2 separate regions of the Homo sapiens genome follow, and region 1 is linked to region 2. A link is a contact called in ENCODE Hi-C or POLR2A ChIA-PET data. All regions are on one chromosome and are shown on one strand. Each heading gives the region's core, a stretch centred on a gene start or an enhancer-like site at or near the end of the contact. The rest is flanking DNA. Distances are from core to core; before and after follow the strand shown.

What was found. A loop is a pair of places that touch in the nucleus more often than their neighbours do. ChIA-PET counts read pairs that join two places held with the same protein, here RNA polymerase II (POLR2A). Pooled maps may share reads with other maps.
Region 1: a pooled map shows a loop between it and region 2 (4-fold over the local background). The contact joins two enhancer-like sites. A Hi-C loop is called at or near these places in 1 of 168 maps with a recorded cell type or tissue (HepG2) and 7 of 50 pooled maps. POLR2A ChIA-PET finds 5 or more read pairs at or near these places in 6 of 52 experiments (B cell, CD4-positive, alpha-beta T cell, GM10248 and 3 more).

Annotation. Positions count from the first base shown.
Region 1 is chr12:31,680,736-31,683,641 of GRCh38, reverse strand. All of the region lies in intron 6 of AMN1 (antagonist of mitotic exit network 1 homolog), which reads left to right. Among named protein-coding and RNA genes, the nearest start is that of ETFBKMT, 23 kb to the right of the region's middle. RefSeq lists a silencer at 1,106-1,195. Within about 2 kb of position 1,326, at least 4 of the 41 ENCODE cell types and tissues checked have a DNase peak (open chromatin) inside an H3K27ac peak, as active enhancers do.
Region 2 is chr12:31,927,022-31,929,904 of GRCh38, reverse strand. No RefSeq gene overlaps it. Among named protein-coding and RNA genes, the nearest start is that of RESF1, 31 kb to the left of the region's middle. Within about 2 kb of position 1,269, at least 3 of the 41 ENCODE cell types and tissues checked have a DNase peak (open chromatin) inside an H3K27ac peak, as active enhancers do.

The sequences.
Region 1 (2,906 bases), core at 77-2,576, 250 kb after region 2:
ATGAGAGCCAAGAGAAGGGGTTTCCCCTTTTAAAACCATCAGATCTCATGAGACTTATTTACTATCATAAGAACAGCACAGGAAAGACTTGCCCCCATGATTCAATTACCTCCCACCGGGTCCCTCTCACGACACATGGGAATTGTGGGAGCTACAATTCAAGATGAGATTTGGGTGGCGACACAGTCAAACCATATCAATCATTCTTTTAAAAAGTAAAAATGGTGTTCCATGAGAAAAGTAACTAGTTCAGTTCACAACCCTGAAAGGGTCTCAGACTACAGAATATGCAGACTACACTTTGGGAACCACTGCTTTATGGTAAAGAAAAATTATCAGTCAACTTCAACATTTGCAGCAAGAATAGCATATCATTTTCTGGCCAGGTGTGGTAGCTCACGCCTGTAGTCCTGCACTTTGGGAGGCCAAGGCAGGCAGATCACTTGAGATTAGGAGTTTGAGACCAGCCTGGCCAATATGGTGAAACCCCCTCTCTACTAAAAATACAAAAATTAGCTGGGCATGGTGGCGCACGCCTGTAATCCCAGCTACTCTGATGGCTGACGCATGAGGATCACTTGAGCCTGGGGGGCAGAGGTTGCAATTAGCCAAGATTGTGCCACTGCACTCCAGCCTGAGTGACAAGGTGAGACACTGTCTCAAAAAAAAAAAAAAAAAGAATAGCATACCCCTTTCAAATCACTTCTTATATTTTTGTGTGGCTGCCAGAAGTAGTGGAAGTAGACATTGAAATGGCAGGAGTTCAAAATATTTGGAATAAAAATATTTTTGATCTGGAAGATCACAGTTGGTAAATGCTGGACTAGGTGTTACCGTTACATGATCTAAAAATGACCTTTGGGGCCCTGTGTTGTTTACTTCTTCACAGCAACCAGGACTGTTAGCTCAAAAGCCCATCATCACCAAATCAAATGTTTACACATCCAATTGTTTAAGTATAGCCTAAATAACCAAATTATTAGCCATCTATCTAGAGCCCACCTGCTTTACATACCCTGCAAACTACACTCAACGTCTACTATCCATAGATAAAAACCCCAGGCTATAAAAGACCCCAAATCACTGCTGCCCTTTGGAGCTCTGTAACCCAGAGACACCCCCCCACCCGCCCCGCCGATCTTGCTGCTAAACAACGTCATGACACATACACCCTCTCTCTAGTCCTCCAGGAATTCTCTTACCCTCCCCCTTCTGAGTAGTGGCCGCCCTACACTGTCGCTGCCTTTGGAAGGTCTCATGCTGTGAGGGACTTCCCGGCATACAAACCTGTCAAAGCGCTGTCCAAAGAGAGCTTGTTGTGTCCCACTGCCACCTTGTGGTCACATCTTTTTCTTTGTTCTGCCCTGAAATCCTTCAGATTCACTGCAGTTACATGGTGTGCCATAACATAAAACAAAAAGTGTTTATATGTCCAAAAAGTTTGTGAAGGGCAACATGCCACTATTATGAATGTTAATTTGTCAAAGGCTCTGAGAAATACTATAGCTAAGAAACTGTTTAACTTCGTTTGTCCAAGCATTTCCAAATTTCTAGCACAGAACACTTTTTTGATTACCCTAGCCAACTCCATCACATTTTAAAATGTTATTTTTCTGATCCCTGATTTCACAGAATAGGAAAGTGAGATATTGAAATGTTATTTGTGTCAGGGTGCGGTGGCTCATGCCTGTAATCCCAGCACTTTGGGAGGCCAAGGTGGGTGGATCGCTTGAATGCAGGAGTTTGACACCAGCCTGGGCAACATAGAGAAACCCTGCTTCTATAAAAAATTGTTTTAATTAGCTGGGCATGGTGGTGCACACCTATAGTCCCAGCTACTCGGGAGGCTGAGGTGGGAGGATCGCTTGAGGCCCCAGGGGTTTGAAATCAGCCTGCACAACATTAACTGAGACTTGCTGTCTAATAAAATAATAATAGTGCTAAGACTAAAACTAAAATCTTAAGATACAGTAAAACGAACGCTGATCCCATCCACGCCATCTCTCCAGAACATCGAATAAATCACTTAACTCTTATGGATCTCGACTTTGCCTTGTGCATAATGGCCAATTATCATAACATTGAGAGATCTAATATTAATAATAATGCAAGAGGCCGGGCATGGTGGCTCACGCCTGTAATCCCAGAACTTTGGGAGGCCGAGGCAGGTGGATCACCTGAGGTCAGGACTATGAGACCAGCCTGACCAACATGGTGAAACCCTGTCTCTACTAAAAATACAAAAATTAGCCAGGCATGATGATGTATGCCTGTAATTCCAGCTACTCAGGAGGCTAAGGCAGGAGAATTGCTTGAACGCAGGAGGCAGAGGTTGCAGTGAGCCAAGGTCATGCCACTATACTCCAGCCTGAGCAACAAGAGCGAAACTTCGTCTCAAAAAAAATAAATAAAAATAATAATGCAAGAGTTCATACAATATATTCTACCTTGAGTCATCACATCAAAAAAAATAAATTTTTTAAATAGTTCATATAAAATGGCTTTTATTAATAAACTAAAGAGAAAAAAGCTGAAGAAATTTTAACTACCCAGATCACTTCTACTCTTCCCACTTAACCATCAGTACCCCTAAATCTTCTATAATGATATATTTTTGCTAACATCATTGAATGGAAGTAAAGTGGGCTAACATGTTCACCTTATATTTGATTTTTAATTTCTTCTTTTTCCAAGGAAGATAAATGCTGGTTGTGTTTGTGGGGGTTTTTTGTTTGATACATGGAAGGCCTTTCTTCTTTCGTGACACCTTATATAACATGATTCCTCTTATATATTCATATGGTTGCTCACATATGAGTATTTAAGACCATAAAATTTATATTATATAGAAAGTATTTACTATACTTGCATATGCATGTGCAATTATAATATTGTTACCCTCAAAG
Region 2 (2,883 bases), core at 20-2,519:
TCTGGAGCAACTCTTAGGACCAAACCGTAGGTAAGATAAAGTAGAAGTAATTGCTCTGGTGCCAGGATCCTCCTTAAGTAAATTTAGGAGACATTTCTTAATCACCCTGGTACGAGGACCCTCACGGATTAGGTAGATTTAGAGGGCATTTTTGGCCTCTGACCTTCTAGTTGAAGCAAAATTAATTACTGATAAACTTAGGCAAATGTGATACTGCACGTAGGCATGTAGTCCAAACATGTATGAGCATGGGAAGAATTGTAATACCTTGAGTTGGTCTGGCGAATAATCTCTGATCTTCTCCCTGTATCCAGTTACAGAAATAAACTCCCTTCTTTCCCAGTCCATCTGCATCTCATTATTGGGCTGTGAGAACATACAGCCAGGCCTGGTTCGGTTCGGGAACATCTCCACCAAAATTTTTTTTTTTAATTAGCTGAGTGTGGTGGTGCTAGCCTGTGGTCCCAGCTACACAAGAGGCTAAGGCGGGAGGATAGCTTGAACCCTGGAGGTCGAAGCTGCTGTGAGCCATGATCATGTCACTGCACTCCAGCCTGGGTGACAGAGCCTAAAAGCAGGGCATAAATTTCCCATTGAGGAAGGTGCTTCCCCACCCACCCAGTACCAGGGAGAGAAGAGTGATTTTTACCAAAGATGGGAATTAACACCAAGATGAATTTGCATAAACAGATCTTTCTAAAATAGCCCTTATCTTCCATTAATTCCCCCATGTTTCCTACTCAGTGCCCCACAATTAGTTCCTTGAAGCTCAAACCCTCTTTCCTTTGTTAAAAAGGTACATAAAACCGCAAGTCTAACTACTTCTTTCCTGAGAACTCTTTTGCATGCAAATATTAATAAAAATGGTGTGCCTTTTCTCCTGTTACTATGTCTTTTATTAGTTTAATTTGCAGGCCCTCAGTTACAAAACATAAGAGGGTTGAGGAAAATTTTTCCTCTCTGACATGTTTCAGTTAAAAAGGAACCAGCCTGACCAACATGGTGAAACCCCGTCTCTACTAAAAATACAGAAATTAGCCCGGTGTGGTGGTGCATGCCTGTAATCCCAGCTACTCAGGAGGCTGAGGCAGGAGAATCGCCTGAACCCAGGAGGAGGAGAATCGCCTGAACCCAGGAGGCAGAGGTTGCAGTGAGCTGAGATCCTGCCACCGCACTCCAGCCTGGGCAACAAGAGCGAAACTCCGTCTCAAAACAAAACAAAACAAAACCAGCTGAAGAAGTTCCTTTGATTAACAGCACAGCACGGAAATGTTAGCTCTCCTTAGCCAAACCTTGAAAGATACTCTTATTTAATCACAGTTTTAAATGTTAGCTTGCTTACCTTAAAAAAAAAAAAAAGCCAGAAGTCAGATATTCATGATGTGAGATAAAATTCTTAAGTGTGGAGGGAACAAAAACTACAACCTTTTGTAAAAGTCACAAAAGGCCAATCTATTGTATCACATATCCTCAAAGAAGAGTCAGGGCATGCTGAAACATGCTGTGTTTTGTTTTTACTAACATTTTCCTTATTACAAAAATGTTACATTCTCATTAGATAAGAATACTTAAAAAAATAAAATATTATCAATATAATTAATGCACTGGTGTTTTTCCTCCTATAACTTTTCTGTGCATAGTTTTCCCTTTCTTTAATTACATGTTATAATGTAATCCTTATAAACATAATTTTAATGATTGAATATGTTTCCAAGGAAAAGAAATATAGTTTACTAAACCATTTCTCTAGTCGTGGACAAAGAGTTGATGGAGACATTTATTGTGTGTGTGCTTTTACATTGACATTTTAAAAACAAGAACTTCTGAAAAATACAAAAGTACAAAAAGTTGCAAAAATTCAATTTCCTACTTTCCTCCCCAGAAATAACCACTGTTTAATTTTATTTTGTGCATATCTTTCCAGACCTTTGTCTTTGAACATACATTCATATTGAAAGGCAAAATCCTTACACAAATTTGCTAAATTAGTTATAAGATTGCTTAACTTTCTCAGGGCAATAAAGACCTGGAACATTTGGAATTAATGTCTCTATCAGGTGGCAAAAGCATCCTAACAATGTATCAATGTTTACAGATTAATTTCTAATCTTATAGAGCAGTAGTGCAGTAGTTTTTCTGTACCTTCGTCAGATGTTGGTTCTTGTCGGCTCTTCATATTTGTGGGTTTTACATTTGAGGATTCAACCAACTGCAGATCAAAATATTTTTAAAAAAGTAGTTGGGGGCGGTGGCTCACGCCTGTGATCCCAGAACTTTGGGAGAACAAGATGGGGGAGGATCATTTGAGCCCAGGAGATTGAGACCAGCCTGAGTACATGGGGAGACTCCATGTCTACAGAAAATAAAAAAATTAGCCAGGCACTGTGGTGTGTGCCTGTGGGACACAGCTACTTGGGAGGTTGTGGTGGGAGGGTCGCTTGAGCCTGAGCAGTTAAGGCTGCAGTGAGCCGGGATCATGCCACTGCAAAACTGCACTCCAGCCTGGGTGACAGAGCAAGACCCTGTCTCAAAAAAACAAAAAACAGGCTAGGCGAGGTGGCTCATGCCTGTGATCCCAGCACTTCGGGAGGCTGAGGCGGGCAGATCACCTGAGGTCGGGAGTTCGAGACCAGCCTGACCAACATGGGGAAACCCTGTCTCTACTGAAAATACAAAAAATTGGCGGGGTGCAGTGGCTCACGCCTGTAATCCCAGCATTTTGGGAGGCCGAGGTGGGTGGATCACGAGGTCAGGAGTTCGAGACCAGACTGGCCAATATGGTGAAACCCTGTCTCTACTAAAAATACAAAAATTAGTCGGGCGTGGTGGCACTCGCCTGTAGTCCCAGCTACTCGGGAGGCTGAGGCAGAAGAATCACTTGAA